Regions from separate parts of the Homo sapiens genome. Here region 2 is linked to region 1. The links are chromatin loops, found by intact Hi-C in ENCODE. Cell type or tissue: endothelial cell of umbilical vein. All regions are shown on one strand. Each heading gives the region's core, and the rest is flanking DNA. Links, peaks and the distances in the headings are about the cores only.

The links. Peaks named below come from ENCODE experiments on the same cell type or tissue, not always from the same donor. Only the 100,000 strongest peaks of a DNase experiment are listed, where the experiment ranks them.
Region 2: it touches region 1 in a loop (2.4-fold over the local background); 3 of 110 quality-filtered maps call a loop at or near these places.

What each region holds. Positions count from the first base shown.
Region 1 is chr9:14,190,409-14,198,748 of GRCh38, reverse strand. All of the region lies in intron 2 of NFIB (nuclear factor I B), which reads left to right. Among named protein-coding and RNA genes, the nearest start is that of NFIB, 120 kb to the left of the region's middle. In endothelial cell of umbilical vein, for the core only: no CTCF peak of the experiment used is centred there; a DNase peak (open chromatin) is centred at 5,038; H3K27ac peaks cover 3,503 bases.
Region 2 is chr9:14,267,092-14,275,431 of GRCh38, reverse strand. All of the region lies in intron 2 of NFIB (nuclear factor I B), which reads left to right. Among named protein-coding and RNA genes, the nearest start is that of NFIB, 43 kb to the left of the region's middle. RefSeq lists enhancers at 414-1,013, 1,014-1,614. In endothelial cell of umbilical vein, for the core only: no CTCF peak of the experiment used is centred there; DNase peaks (open chromatin) are centred at 911, 1,361, 4,061, 5,321 and 3 weaker places; H3K4me3 peaks cover 522 bases; H3K27ac peaks cover 3,225 bases.

The DNA of each region.
Region 1 (8,340 bases), core at 267-8,266:
TTGTACACTGGCTGAGAACAATGTGCGGGAGTTACCTGGGGTGCTTGTTGAGAGCGCTTTCTTGGCCCCAGCATTGCTGTACGAGTCCCAGTCATTGCGGGTGAGGTCGAGGAATCTGAATTTCTAACAAGCATCTCAGGTGAATCTGATGCTCACTAGAATTTGTGGACTGAATGTCACTGATTGTGAAATGACAATAAGGCAAGTAGCATTTATTGTCATGATACGGCAAGCTGTTCTACTTCTCCTTTAATTGGTCTTTTTGGAGCTCTGTGTTTAATTGGAATCTAGATTATATGCAGATCTCCACTGACAACAAACACTTTTCTGAAAATTGAACTTTTAAAAACCTGTTAACATAAGAAACTTTATCCAAGTAATTGTTCCAGGTTTAAACTCTAAATTTTAGGATGATTTATAAGGCTTTTTTAATGACACGTAGAATGCCATAGTGAACATCCGAAACGACTTTAGAAGGCTCCCTCCCCGTAGCCCACACTGTGAATCATGCTCCTTGGAGACGTGCAGTGTGATGGGCCTAGTGATTTCTGTTATGGAAGGGAAACCCCATTTCTCTAATACTTCATAAAGCAAAGCTTTTATTATTTACTTTGAAAAAATTCCATTTGAGGAATATGGAATTCTTAAAGTGCCTAAACCTGAGCCACCTACTAATTCTTATGGCTGTTGGTAATGAATATAGGGGGCAACGTGTATTCTGTCTGTAGACTCCAGGAAAGTTCAACGTAGCCCCAACATTCCCTTTTGGCTTTTCATGTAAAATTGTCCATAGCACTTTCTTCCTAAGCTCAGTTTAATTTTCTTTTGTGCCTTTTGTACCTCGAGATATGCTGTCTTTCTTGGTGAGAATGGTCTAGCCGTGAACCTTTTCGTCATTGTTTTGTAGCATTCGTAGAGTGAGGACCAGATTAACTGTGTAATTTACCTTTTTTTTCCCCAAGTTATTTCCAAAATTTGCTAAAGCGCTGCAGCCTCAGGGACACCTCTGACTTTCTGACACAGCTAAGAAACACCACACTAATTTGGAACACATGTTCTGTCAAAGTTTACCTATAGCCTTGAGTTCCAAATTTGCAACTTCAGCATCTTCTGTTGAAAATAAACAGCATATTTTTTCTTAAGCTCCCTTTTTGCCTCCCCTTGAACTCCACAGTCTTTTATAAATAGTAATAAGGAAATGTGGTTATGGGTATAATTGCCACAAGGCAATTGTACCCTAGAGGACTGATAGAATTTTCTTTTCTATATCGGAGGGCTGGGCTCCATCAAGAAGATCCATTTGCAAATAACTCAATTGGAAGAATAACAACAGTGTCTTTATTTTTATAGCAACTTTCCCTATAGAGATCACAGTACAGTGTGTTAGGGACATCCTATCAGATTCATTGTTCTAATACCCCAGTGGACTGGAATAAAGTTTTATTATAGCTTGTTTGAGACAGGAGAGTGAGACTGAGAAAGGTTAAGGGTCGTCCCTCAGATCCTAAGAAAGTCAGAAGGGGAAATGCAATGAAAAATCAAGGTTTTTCTATTACTCTGCAAGTTGTCAAGCTCTGCATTCCTTTCTGGTAATTGTAAAGGGTCAGAATAAAGCACAACCTATTTCGGGATTGCAAAGTAATGTAGATGAAAATGCCTCGAAAATAGCTAAGGTATTCTTGCTATCTTTATCATATTTAGTACAAATGGAAGGTAAGAAAGAGCCTTATTGTCAGTATCTAATTGTACCAATGTATATGAAATGGATTTTGCACATTCTTGATTGATTGGATTCAAACTGCCAAGTTGTCTTAATCATTAATAAAAGACAAATGGAAAATAACATTTATAATTCTGGATTTAAAGGAATTCCATACGATTTGACAACAAATTTTGAACAGATTAAGAAGCCAAAGATCAAAGTTACTCTGATTACATAAACGGCCTAAGAAAACACTTAATTAAGTAGTCTGATTTTTCTTTTTAAGGTTTTACTTGTAGACTCCATAGTTCTGAGGGTAGGAGTGATGAACTTAGGCTCTGTTTTTTTTTTTTTTTTTAAGTTAGAATAAGAGAATTGGGAGTAAAATTACTACTAATCTTTCAACCTGATTTCAAGGAGCCTTGGAGGACACATTCTGTGGGGAGTAGACACAATTAACTTGATGCTCCTAATTACTGTTGTTTGATTTGTGATTAAAGGTGGTATATTTTGGTGTAGCGCTTTTGGCTTCTCAGGTGTCCAGTGTGCTGCTGCTGGGGAGAGTAGGGGGTGGCAGCATTCCCTCCCTTAAACAGGAACCCCCTTCCGCAAACTAGAAGCTGAGATATCAGAAATAACCCACATTTAGTCAGACCTTGCCTTCTAATGAGAAAAAGTGAAAAATTAGGCAAAACATAAACACACGGCTTTTTAAAGCTCTCTTTGATTTTCAAAGTTCTAGAGTGGGTTCATATTTTTTCACTTTAACCCAAGCGAGTGAAGCTATCTTTCACTTATAGATCCTCCCTGAGTGCCTCATGGGAGGAGTAATGGCCTTGAGACTTTTATCTCATCATCACTGCACCTCTTGTTATGTCTTGATGCTTAATGAATGTTAAGCTGAAAACTAATCCAGGTAAACAGGTGAACGGAAAATTAAGTTCAACCAGCGTGAACATAGAAAAAAAAAATCCTTCATTTAGGAGCACCATTAGCACTGCCAATGGACTAAGGAGACACATGCTGTTCCCTACCAGGTGATTGGATCATATCAGCTAATTTATTCTATTTTTAATAATTGCTGGATGATATTAATAGGGAACTTTCAGTTATTATTTTATTATTATGCATTTTCTTTTGCAAAAAAAAAAGTTTAAAAAACATTTTCTTAAATACCCCACCCCCTTTTTCCTCCCAATGCCCTTACTAGATTCCTTTGTCTATGTTTGCAATGTCATTGTGTTTTTCATGGTGTGACATACATACCCTTAATGCCATAAAAGATTCCTGCTCTGTGAAAAGAAAGTTGAACAGTGTTGTCACTTTGAAAACACAGTGATAGCTTTGAATGGGAGTCTAATGTGAGGAGGAAGCTTTGGCTTTGGGATCCAGATTGCTGTAGCCAAACTTCCAAATTCAGATTTGGTCTGCAATCCTGGCTTCACTGCAGTCATTTATATCGACAGTGAATAAAGAAACCTAAATAAACAAGAATGAAGTGGCAACACAATAAAAGTCGTCTCATATGTGCTTTATACTTTCAAATAAAAATTAGAATTTATCATTTTCTTTGAGATTATTTCTCTGTTTCGTGTGCTCACAAAATTAGCTTGATGTTTTAACCCATCTTTATTTCATTAAAGTATTCCTTAGATATGGAGTTTTCTAAAAAATACAATATTTTGTCAATAAGATGGAAAATGACAAGCATTATTTCCTAAAAGCACCACAGGAGAGAGAAGCATTGTGCATTTATTAGGTAGTGACAGAGCTTTGCAGATGGATGAAGGAAGCTGTAACATCAAACCTTGCCATCTCTGGCGGTTTAAATTCTCTGTAGGTCAGTTCTACCAAAAGTTTTTTGTTTTTTGTTTTTTTTTAACTTCTTTTGCCAGTTGATTGGTCCTATGAAGTAAATTAATGGTTTCAGTTCAATTCTTGGGCACATAACCACCCCAGTTAGCATTCTCTGGGGACCTTATTGGCTTAAGCAAGCCTAGAAGAATAGGATTTCCTTCCAGGGTCAGGTATAGAACATTGTGGAGAAGCTTACGGGATCTCTTTCTCTTTTGTGAAAGAGAGAGAGAGAGAGAATGTGTGCTGGATTGAGGTGGTAGAGTGCACCTCCAATATTAAAAAATAATTTCCTAATACGTTATCTCAGTGTTATTTTGTTCTATCTTCTGTGAAATTGGTAAGTGGATATTTTGTGTAAATTGGCTCCAAACAGACCTTCAAATACATTGAAGGTGGAGCTTAGTTCTTTGCTGTCATCCCATTTCTAAGATAGTGCCTGTTTCAACCTATTTCTCAGCCAAATTATATCATAATTTGCTATCTGCTTAGTATAATGTATCTCATTTGTTTTATCTTGGCTTTAATTGAATTATCTATTCCTATGGCATAATTCTTAAATCATAGCATATACATATACAGTACATTGGAAGAACTGGGATAATTTTTATTTCTTCTTATTGTCTTTTTTCTTTTTTGACTGTAACTTAGAATGAAAGTTTAAGTTTCAAATAGTATGTGTGTAATAAAAAATTTGGTTAAAAGTTGGATTCGTTTTCCTATCTGGCTTTAGGCTCCCTGTCCCACCCATTCTACCTGCCATTACGAGAAAAAGTCAAGGGCTATTTCTGTCTTGTGGTCTCAGCATTATTCCTATGGTTTTTAGTGTCTGTGCAATATGTCTGCTGTCATATTTATGGAGATTGTCTCTTAGCTTACCTGTCACACTATAAGTTTCTCATTGGGGAAAGTAAAGGGTGGTGGGAAAACATAAAAAGTGAAAGTTATTGCTAGACTTACTTCATGGCCACTTTATGTCTATTTAGACTCCAACCCATTTTCTTTTTTCAGTAAATATTTATTGAATTAAATTCATAAATGTGCATTAGAAGTTTGCCTTATGTGGCATAGATTGACTAAAATACATTTCAGGCACAGGCTTAAAAAATAATAAACATGTATTTTCAGTTGAAATGATCTCTGTATGATGTTTGGTGGTGACTGTCACCAACTAGGAAAATAATGTTTTAAAAAGAGACATAAAATAAATCTTGGGGGTGGGGGTTCAAAATGATTGAGAGAGAGGATGTAGAGGGACATTGCATAGGGTGCAATGCTGGCAGCTAAGTGTGCACATCCATCACCAGTGTCATCCTGTTAGTTCTATCCAAAAAAAGTTGGCAACATGTGAATTGATGCTGTATGTTTTTCCGTTATGTCACTTGCCTCTAGCCGGGCTGTTATCTAGCACAGTTTAAAACATTAAGTATATTGGTACTGTTTGCATATGTGATTCTAAAGTTTTGGTACTGTGAGTTCATATATATCCCTGTGCGTATGAACATAAATATTTTTGTTTTCTCCTGTTCGTAGAGTGTTTTAGCAAAACACTATAGAGTGTTACTATTCTGATGGGAAAAATACTTTTGTCTTATTTTGTAATTTTTCTTATGTAAAATGCCTCATGTCCAGTGGGGACTTATGAACCATTTCCTAAAGGAAACAGAGTAATGTTGAAGTCATTTCTCTTTCCTGTTAGGGATTATTCTTACGTTGATGTATAGTGGTGCATATTTAAGAAAACCTTTTGATTATCCCCATGAGACTGTTAGTTATTCCGACAATTGATAAGCATTTCGAAGTTGTTTGTGGCATGAAATATAAGTAAATGTATCATATTTTACAAAAATAATCAAACTTATAATTGTTCCAGTCAAGGAGCATACAGTCATGTGTGAAGGAAAAACACATGCACAAGAAAAAACTTGTTAAAAATTGGTTAGAGAGACTAGGAGATGATAAAAAGAAGAAGTAAACTTGGATGGATGGGTAGGATTATCAGAAGACCTCCTGGAAGAGATATATTTAGAACATGGCATTGAGCATCTAGTTGCCTTTTTTAAAAACTTGATTATTTTTATGTATCAGTATGCATTACAAAAAACTTTGGGATACAGAATTTTGTACTTAGTACTGAATGGTGGCAGTGCTTTCTCATCTTTTTTTTAAAAGATGAGAATCATAACAAACACGTGAAATCTATTGGTTTTTAAAAAAGTTATTATATTTGTCTAATACTGCTTAATTCTATTACCTGACACGTATTTTAGAGTGACAGATATGCCAAATTCAAAAAAACAAATGTATCTGTCAGATTTGAGTAAAATAAACTACCAGATAGTCCAATAGGAGGAATTTCATGGGCAAGGCCAGTTACAGTAATGTTAGAATAGATGAAAAGCTGAATGGGCAGTGAGGTCACCCAGTCATTAGCATCAGTAGGAATCTACTACACAAATTGAGCTGGAGCTGCCTGAAGGGAGGGCATCACAGAGGGAGGAACTTGTTCAGTGGAAGCAAGAATCACAAGAGGAAAACTCACCACTGTTTGGAGACAAATGTCAAAGCAGAGGAGGGAAGGAATACCTCTCCTTCTCCTTTCTTCCCACCCTCCAAATTCCCAAACTCCTACCATTGCCTCCTGTTGGTTGGACCTAGCCTGAAGTCAATAGTTAATGGAGCTGGGAAAGGTGGTTTGCAGAAACAGAGTTCAGGATGGATCTGAGGACAAGTTACCGTTACAGGGCAATTCTAATTTTGGGGGTGGGTGGAGGGATGAGATTTAGGTAAGATTCAAAGCAATTGTTTGGGGCAGGGGAATTAAGTTTGCATAATATCATCCAAAGCTTTATCACACCAGTTTTTCTTACTGGTGTTGAGTTACTAATTTTTTAAATCCTATCTGAAAATTTAGTTTATACATTTCTGTCATGGCCTTGCTGTTAGATGGTTTTGCAAAATATCCATGAACAATCTTGTTAGTTAATTTTAGAATTTTAACATGCTTTAAATGTCAAGAAGAATTTGATCTTGTCTGATTAGAAGCAATCTTTAAGACCAAAAACAACAGGTGACAGGCTCAAATTATTCCTATGGCAATTAACTCTGACAAAGAATTGGATGATCCCTCCTTCCCCTTTTCCATCTTTTGGAGGTACCAAGAGTGGACAAGGAAAAGTTCAACTGGTCTTGTAACCAAGCACTATCTAGAACTTGGAAATAATGATGTGATTTCTTGTTTTTGTGTATGTGTTTGTTGGAGGTTGAGTATGCAGCATAGTTTGTTTTTTGATTGGATTGGAAGGCAATGTCAGTTTTGAAATGGCAGCATAATAATCAATTTGGAAAATTAAACATTAGCCATATGTAATGGTACGTGCAATGAAAATAATCTTTATGAGCATGGGAGATGAGTCTGCAGTAAAAAGCTTGAAGTTGGTCTGTGTTAAAATTTTGTCACATCTGGAAGGCATTGATGTCTAAGATTACATAGGTTTGATATCATTCAGGGTTAAGGCATATGGATGGGACATTATGCAGAACCTTGATTTTTTCATACTCTTTGGATTTGGCTTAGGCATTTTTGAATCATAAGGAATTGATTTGAATCTCTATTAAAGATAAAATGAGTAACAAGACAAAATGGGAGGAATTTTGAGCACCTGGTACATAGCTCTGCACCAGTATACTCTCAGTTCCCTTTTTTAAAATGGATATAGCAAGTGAACATGCCCGTCATCATTTATTTTCCCATTTCCCAAATAACCATAGTGATGAGTAGTAGATTTCATGGTGGGCTTCTGTTATTCTTTATTATTCTTGGTTAGAATTATCTGTATTTTTTTTATTTTTGTTTATTTTTTTCAAGATAGGGGCTCACTCTGTCACCGAGGCTGGAGTGCAGTGATGTAATCTCAGCTCACTGCAGCCTCAACCTCCAGGGCTCAGATGATCCTCCCACCTTAGCCTCTCGAGTAGTTGGGACTATAGGCACCCACCGCTATGCCCAGCTAATTATTGTATTTTTAGTAGAGGTGGAGTTTCACCATGTTGGCCAGGCTGGTCTCGAACTCCTGACCTCAGGTGATCCTCCCACTTCAGCCTCCCAAGTAGCTGGGACTACAGGCACCCACCACTACGCCCAGCTAATTATTGTATTTTTAGTAGAGATGGAATTTCATTATGTTGGCCAGGCTGGTCTTGAACTCCTGACCTCAGGTTATCCACCCACCTCAGCCTCCCATAGTGTTGGGATTAAAGGCATATGCCACCGTGCCTGGCCAGGATTATCTGTATTTTAAACTGTTCTCTTTAAGTGACTGTTTGAAAGAATATTGCCCCATAAAATGCCCCATCTTCATGTCTCTGTGAGCTTGTAAACTTTTCAAAGTTCTTTCAAACCCATTATTTCACTTATTAGAATATTCTTGACCTTCTCTTTTTACAAAAAGGAAAATCATGTCAGCTATTTTTTTGTTTTTATTTTATCAGTATAATTGAGTTCCTTTCTTTGCCTGCACAGTTTTAATTTGCAAGAGGAAATTACTGTCTCCTCATTTGTTTCCTCATTTTATCCCTTTTCAAAAATGTTGGTTCAATGATGCATTATTCAAGTAGTTTTATTCCTGGTATATTAACTTTTGCCTTGAAAACATGGGGACAGAAGTTCTTTGAACCACTTATCAAGGAACTGTTAGGACATTTAATACTATTATCTGCCACATCAGCAAGCTTCCTGTTCATCAGATGACTTATCTGATTTTTTTCCTCTAATATTTTGATAA
Region 2 (8,340 bases), core at 324-8,323, 77 kb before region 1:
GATATCGCTTTATTCTTCTTCTTACTATGACTTTATGATTGATGGTTACGAAAATCCCAGAACTGATATGAATTCAAGTGTGTTCAACGATTAGAGTAAGAGAATGTTGGCTGATAAAGAAGAAGTTGACTTTAGTTGAACACAAAGATATTGAACTCTAAGTTACTCATTTAAATATGTGACACAGAAGTAGAATTCACAGAGGTTAACCCCTTGGAGCACTCAGAGACCATGATCCTGGCCTTGTCCACGTAAAACAACTCCCTTCAGAAGTAACAAGAGCAAGGTCCAGCCATTGCCAACTGAAGCCCGTTGAATACACTGGGACGTGGGCAAATTAAGAACTTACTGATAGTTCGCCCACTGGATTTTATCATAGATCTTATCAGCTTCATGGTCTATGACTGTTGATTTGACTTTCTCATGAAGTAAATTAACTTCAAAACAAAACCTCACTATCTCTTATCTGTTGCCTAAACAATGTTTCCAAAAATTGACCACCTTACTATACAGTTCACTTGGATTTCTTAAGAAATCAGTTAATTTAGCTAACTGGCAAACAGAACTCCACCACCTCTTCTCTGGTTCTGAAACAATGTTTCCAAACGATGGTTGTCCTTTAGCATGCTGTCAGAGCACAGTAGGCCCCAATTTTTAAAAGAGATAATTCTTTTGTCTTTAATTTTGTCAATTTTAGCCCAGTTCGACTTAGTTCTTGTGCCTCATGTTGGATAGTTGCTCTAGAGAAATGTGATCCCAGGAATGCTGGTGATTTGCTGTTTTAAAATGGTGCTGTGCTTTAGGTTTCTGTTCAAATCTAAGATTTCAGAAGAGTCAGTAACTGCAAATAATCTAAAAGGGGAAGAGTGAAGAATGCTTCTAACTTCCCTTTGAAATGAATAGCTCTGCCAGAGCAGCAGCTATTAGAAAAACAAAAACGACAAAGAAAAGCTGCTCAGCCCAGCACACAGAGGTAAATTTACTTACATCAGACTGAAAAATGAGGGCTGGGCTTTGAAAAGACATCCCTTCTGACTAGAGGAAAGCTTGTAATTTTGGCACGGCTGCCGCCCTCCTAAGCCCCTGAGAAATTCTGAAAAACATTACGGAAGACTGTTCTTAATATTAATGGATGTCTTCGTGTGTGTGTGTGTGTGTGTGTGTGTGTGTGTGTGTGTGTAGGGAGGAAGAATGCTAGAGAGAGAAAGGGGGTAGAGCATGAGAGAGAAGAAAAGATCACTTAGGAGGAAGAACTACCAGTGGAAATGTCTACTTTCTGAAAAATAATTTGCATCTGTCATTTTTCACTCTTCAGTAAAGTAGTGGTCAAGATGAGATATAGAGAAGCATTCACCATTTACACTTCAAGTTAGGCTTGCAGTATCGTGGCTCTTTTAACAAGACTTCCAAAAATACTTGTAGATAACATTGCTCACTGATGTGATCTCAAATCTATTATATGACATCAGAGGTGAAAAAAAGACTGTTTCCCTGTGGCTAATTGTGGTGAGTGTCACATTATGTTGTACTGTAGTGAACAATTTCGGGGGCACCAAAAGCCTACAGCTCTGCCTCTTGGGAGGAGACTTTTCCTTTGCAGCTCAGCTTCAGGAAACGTGAACATTTGTGTTTTCAAGACCACATACCATTGGGAAGGAAGTAGGGGTGGAGATGCGTGCTGAGATTAAGTGGGTATGAGAATCTCTGTACTGTGTATGATCTGGAAACTGCTGAATTTTATGTAGCCCTCTTTCTGGCATGCCTTTAGAATTTTAAAGTCACACTGACAATAATACTGATCCTTGCTAAGGATATTTTTCACAAAATAATTTATTTACTTTTTAGGCGAGGACAGACGGACCTCTGTGTAGCGTGCCTGACCAGCTTGTCTCTGAGCTGTGTGTCAATGTGTCTGGGGAAACAGAGACAGAAATCTGCCGGCAGGTACTCCACAGTCAGATTTATTTGGGATGTATAACTGTAACCTATCATGGTAAAGAAATTTAATATGTAATTATGGGAACTAGTTGTTAATAGACAACTTGAAAGTTATTTTGAGAAGGGAGGCATTAACTCCCCACAGCCCCGAGTCTTCCACTCCACCTCAGACACTGGCCCATGTTACCTTAAAGGATACAAGGCCTATTGTAGTTTGACATGTAGAGTTACACAGATAATACACAGAGAAGCTGAGTTTCTTTTTGGGATTGATGAGGGGGAAAGAGACGGAAAATGTACTTATTAAAAAGAGTGCCTTGATTTGCTGTGGAGTTTAAAACTGGGAACATGTTTTCCCAGACGAGCAAAAGCTTTGTAGCATTGCTGGCTCGTTAATGAGTGATCTTCTTTCTCCCTGGCGTGCCCTGGCTGGGCATGTTTTCTTGACTTAGGACTGACACTCTCAATATAATCTTAATTCATTTTTAGTCTAGGCTGACTAAATCTTCTGATTTGGCAAAGCAGACTGTCGGGATTGCCATTGTTATGTTTACTCTGGATTTATATCTTAAGTTGAGGCTAAGTAACACATTTACATAAATCAACTCAGCATTAGACTCTAACACAAAATTGTTTACCGAGAGAAAAGACTAATTGTATTGCTTCCTGAGATTTGCTTTCATAATATATTAAACCTCAAAGGATTTAAAAATGTAGCATGTTCTGTTTTAAAATTAACTCTTCTGGGGGTTTTGCTTTTATAAAAAGATAGAATTTTTTTTTTTTTTTTTTTTTTTTTTTGCGAGAATTGATTATAGCTGTTGCTACTGTGGATGACTTTCCTGGAGGTAGAAGATAAAGTGGAGCAGGCCGATGTTATTTAGCAAGAGTCATATGCTTTCATAGAAGGATTTATGTTTTATGAAACTGGCAGCACAAATGCTAGAAAAGAATTTAAAAAGTTCTTTTAATACTAAAGATATTGCAGGAAGATGAAGAGGCTTTAAATTTATAGCTGCAAACATTTTCAGTAGGAGTGTTTTTAAATGATAGCATTTTATGATTCATGCAAATATCATGTTATAATTTATTTCCTTTAAAATAATGGCAAGGAAAAATGTCATGGCTCTATTGCATGGGTCATCATCCTATTAAGTCATGTTCTATTTAAAATAATTTTACCTTTATTAAAATTTACTTGCATTTTAAAATTACGACAAAAAGCCAGATTGAAAAATTGGGAGTAAGATATTTTAACATGTATGCTATAGTTGCAAGTTCCAGAAATATGTGGGGGAAAAAAGAGGTTAGTAGCTATTTTAAGTTTGTTCAAAACGTATAATGGAAACTTGCGCCTTTTAATAGTATGAAATATTAGCAAAATGTTACTGATCACGAGATATACTGTTACATGTCTGACTATTAAATGTAATTTTTTAATGGCCACTGGATGGAATTTGCCTTTTAAAAATACTAGTCTTATGCACTCATGGTTAGGAAATGCAATAACTTCATGACAAGTTTTTATTTTTACTTCTAAGGTATTTCTTTGCTAAAGTTATTAGCACCCTTAAAATATTCTTTTGTACCTAGGGACAAAAATTCTCTACCCAGAGTTCTTATGAGTGTTTTTAAGATGGACCAGATGACACAGGGTCACGTTCATTGTGGGCAGTATGTTTTGTTTTGCTCTGTGAAATGGCTTTGTATAGAGTTTTAGTTTTTCTAAATAAATTATTATTCAACCTTACAGTGTTTTCCATGAGGTTCCCTAATCCCTGACTTTATCTCATTTTGCTCCATGTAACAGCAGTGTGGTTATCTGGCCAACCACCTCATCCCTCTTCGTCAGTTTCACTTGGAAAGATAGGATCCATATTTCCAGTCTCTGAAAGGTGGAAGCATGTGTTTCGTCCAGCTGAGTCTCTTGGTCTGATTTTTTTCCCGGTCCTAATACATGTTTATTCCTACATGTGACAAATCTGCAGTCGTGTTTTCTTTCTGAGTTATAATGACTCAGATGTCATAATTAATTTGATGAGCAGGTGGGGGTTATTAGCCTTGTGCTTCACTTGCTAATAGCTGCACAGTTTTTCTAAAGTACTCTTTCAACTAAGGAGGCATTTCTTCACATAGAATAAACAGTACAGCACAAAAGCCTCAGTTAGATAACTATCCGTGGGCTTGAAAAGCTGCCAAGCAGATGTTGTTATTGGAGCTGGCCCAGGCGAGATTGGGCCAGGCAGATGCTCATGGGGAGGGGTGTGGGGAGGGAGGAGGAGAAGGGGGAGGAGAAGTAAGAGAGTAGAGGTTAGGGGGAGAGGGGGAGGTTCTATGGGACGCTGGTGCTTTCTTTGCAGGGGGTTGGGCCAGATTTTGTTGGGGTGGGAGGTCTCTTCTAATGAGCCACCTCCATGGTTATGGCCTCTGGTTGGTCTCTTAAAACATGCATACGTGAGAATGGGGATGGGGGTGGAGGAGACCCTCTCTAAATATCCACATGGGAGCGAATCTGAGTGTTCATCCAGCAGCCTGAGACTTCTGGTTTGCATTAGGGCGGCTGTGTGCAATTTTTGAAGGGCCTACGGAGACTCAGCTTCATACCTATCCACATATGTAATGGACATGACTGCCCTGACATTTACCAGAACTCATAGGTTCTGCTTTATTGCTATAAATTAGGTTGTGCAAATTTAAGACAAAATGCTGTTTTGTTTCCTGTCACCTCAATATGTAATTTTTCACTGAGCATTCCCTACTTATTAAAATGTTGCAAAGAGACACCTTACTTTTTAAAATTAAAATCAGTCTTGGAACATGTCAGATTTGTAGGAGGTAAATGTGTGGAAGGTTTAATCTAAGCTGATGTTGTTTCTGTCCTCTGCCTTTTTTTTTTTTTTTTTTTTTTTTTTTTGTGATCTAAGGCTTTTTAGAACTCATCTCTCACTCCCCTTCACTAGATTAAATTCTGTAATCTCATTTTTCTTTGAGCTGATCTCAAGCCAATGGTCTGGGGATTTTATAGCCAAGGGATAATTTTTGATAATGGGCTATTAAAACACTTGCAGCTCCTACCCTGTCTTTCAAATTAGCATGTGCACAGATTGCCTTTCTGGGGAAAAAGTCTTTCCCTTGGCAATAAGCAACTGACTATGTGCCACAAGCAGTATAAAAGCTTCCAGGAATGTTTATACTAAAAACACAGGTAAATAAGAAATGATAAATAATAATAGTAACTGTACAGTGTGAACAGGAACTCTGCCTAGGATTATTATTATTATTTTTTACCCTTTGGAGACAAAGTTTTGTTTTCCCTTATTCAGACAGATTTAGTGTGTTCTGACAACAGGGTCATCTAACAGTTTCCTTAATGATGGAAGTACAGTGGCTTGAGACAGCTGTGTAAGGTCATGTAACTTTCATTGTTGTTTATAGTGTGCTTGTTAATAGGTTAAAATGAATAACTTGCTGGATGGAGGTCAGGTAGCACCTGTATAAATAATGAATTTGCCCTTCCAAAATATATAATGTAAAATTAATCAATATATATAGCTTGCCATTTTGTTTTTATTCAGTTCAACTTCCTTGCCGCTCTGTAGTTTTCAGAGGAGTAAAGTAAAAATTATGAGTTCTGAGAAAGCAAATTTGCTTGCCATAACTCCATTTGAGGGTGACTGCGATTTTGTTAGCATAAGATTGAAGCTAATCTCCTAAAGAGTATATCTGATTCTGTGTCTTAATCATTTTTCACAAGAAAAAAAAATCGGGACATATAGGTATATGTAGAGTAACATAAAGCCACCAATTGTAGAACTGATGTGATGTGAATTGTACTGAGGGTTGGCATGAATGCTTTTCTTTTTCACGTGTAACATTAGGTTCAGACATATATGTGTGCAGTGCATTGCTGTAATGTGTGCAGATGGTAAGAACACATATGTCTCAATACCATGCTTTATCGCTCAATAGCCTGACAGATGTATATGGGTGAATTCATTCATTGCCCTCTCTGTTGATTAGTAGCACTTTGAAAATGATGTCGTAATTTGGCAAACTAAATCCTGGTCGGGGAGCAGTACTGAAAGTATTGAAGAAATGACACGATTATAGTTTGATCCTTGTACTTAGAACCTTCATCAAATATAAGGTTTTAGGTCTTCTGTAATGTTAAAAAAAGGAAAGGAAAAAGAGCTAGTTTTACATATGATGCAGAATTTGAAAAATTTGTCTTTTTATTGGCAAATGCTGATTTAAAAGTCCCTGAATCATTTCAGAATCTGTAGAGAATGAGATGTGGTATTATATGTGATATCACATTAAAAAGTAAAAGTTCAGTCTGTGGACAAAGTCTATTAAAATGTTTTTAATATAGTAGAGGACCTCGTAACATGAGCCACTGTTAGTAAAAAAAAAAAGTTTAAAATGTATATTTACTCATATGTACTAGAACATAAATAAGTTTCCTGAAACAAGGACTACATGAAACAATTGCTAATAAGGCACAGTTAGTGGTAAGTGGAGATTGATACTATCTGTAATTTAATAAATGGTTGTACTGTACCTAGGTCTTCAACTGTTTACAATTGAAACCCAAAGCCGTCACCATCAATATCTCTTTAGTACTTCTAATTTTGGGTATGTCTAATTCAGTGAACATTTGTTTTGTGCTTACTACATGTCTAGGAGCATGCTAAAGGTTAGAGAAATATGAAGACCAATGAAGTAATCCCTGTTCTCAAGGAGTTTCTAATCTAATCTAGCAGTGGAAACAGAAACATAAAACTAAGCACCTAATTCATATGAAACAGATAGTAGACAATGCCACACAGATACATAAAAAGAGCTATTGGAGTACAGAGGAGGCAATTCAGAATTCACAAGAATCCAAAGAAGGTTCTCATGACTCAAGAAATGAGCTTGAAAGATGAGCACCGTTTTGTTAGACGAGGATGTGAGGCATGGGGGTCCTGGAGGCAGGAAACAGCACAAGAAAAGGTAAGTCATTGGGGATGGGGAAAGCATGTTGGTAGTTGGGGGTCATGAACCATCAGGGGAGGGTGACTAGACTTTAGCCTGTGTAGGCGAAGTGGAGGAGAGTTGTAAGAGACTAGGCTGAAAGAGTAGGGTTGCTGAGGGCTTCAAATGCCACATTAGAGAGTTTCCAGAGGGTAGATCATCAAGCTTTCAAGCTGTTATATTTAGGTGGTCCTTTAGAAGACAATTCTGACAGCAAAGTGGAGGATGGAATGAAGGAAGAAAATGGAGTGAAGGGAGGAGGTCGTTTTAAGCCAGGCTTTTAAATTTTCATGTAAAATATTATCTTTGTCTTCTCCATATTTTTTGGGTACAGTATATAATTTTTTTTTTTTTTTTGAGATGGAATCTTGCTATGTCGGCCAGGCGTGATCTTGGCTCACTGCAACCTCCACCTCCCAGGTTCAAGTGAGTCTCATGTCTCAGCCTCCTGAGTATCAGCTGGGATTACAGGCACCCGCCATCATGCCGGGCACATTTTTGTATTTTTGTAGAGATGGGGTTTCACCATGTTGGCCAGGCTGGTCTTGAACTCCTGACCTCAGGTGATCTTCCCACCTTGGCCTCCCAAAGTGCTGGGATTACAGGCGTGAGCCACTGCGCCCAGCCCTGAATATTTAGAACCTAAAACAGGCTACGTATTTATTCATTTGAAAGGTTGTAAAGTTTTAAATGAGCACCTGTCATACCACCGATGTTCCTAATGGCTTTGGATACAGTAGCGTACAAGACAGACATGGTCTCTGCCCTCAGGGGGCTCACTGTCTATTCACAGGGAACAACAAATCAATTCAACAAATTTATAAGCAAGTCATTTCCGATTGTGTTAAATGCTATGAGAAAACTAATAGGGTCATAGATAATACATAGATTAAAGTGAAAATGGGGTATGGGGGTCTTTGTTGGCTAAGGTCTTTTGGGAAAGTCTTTCTGAGGAAATGAAATAGGAAAAGATGAGAATTAACCCAGTTTCCTAGTACTTTCAGTACTCATTTGTGACGTCAGTTATGAATATAGCTTTGGTTAAAAGGCCCTTTGAGCCATTTGCATTTATTGAGATAACCTCAGGGACAGGTTAACCTTTCATAATTATCAGAAAGCTATCTATAAGAAGCATTTTGCTGTATTCCTCTATAGACTACTTTTGTGGAATCATGATTTAACCTTAGGTTGGCTTCACCGTGAATTAAATATTTAAAAATATTTTATATGTAAAAGATCCATATGCAGATCTTTGCTTTTGTATAAAACTACCTTTTTCCTATTATGTGTTCAGTGTCCCTTATTCAACTCCCCTGCAATATATTTCTCTGAAAAATCCCTTCCAGGAAACAAATTTTCTTTTTCTGATAAGTTGGCATGCCTCTT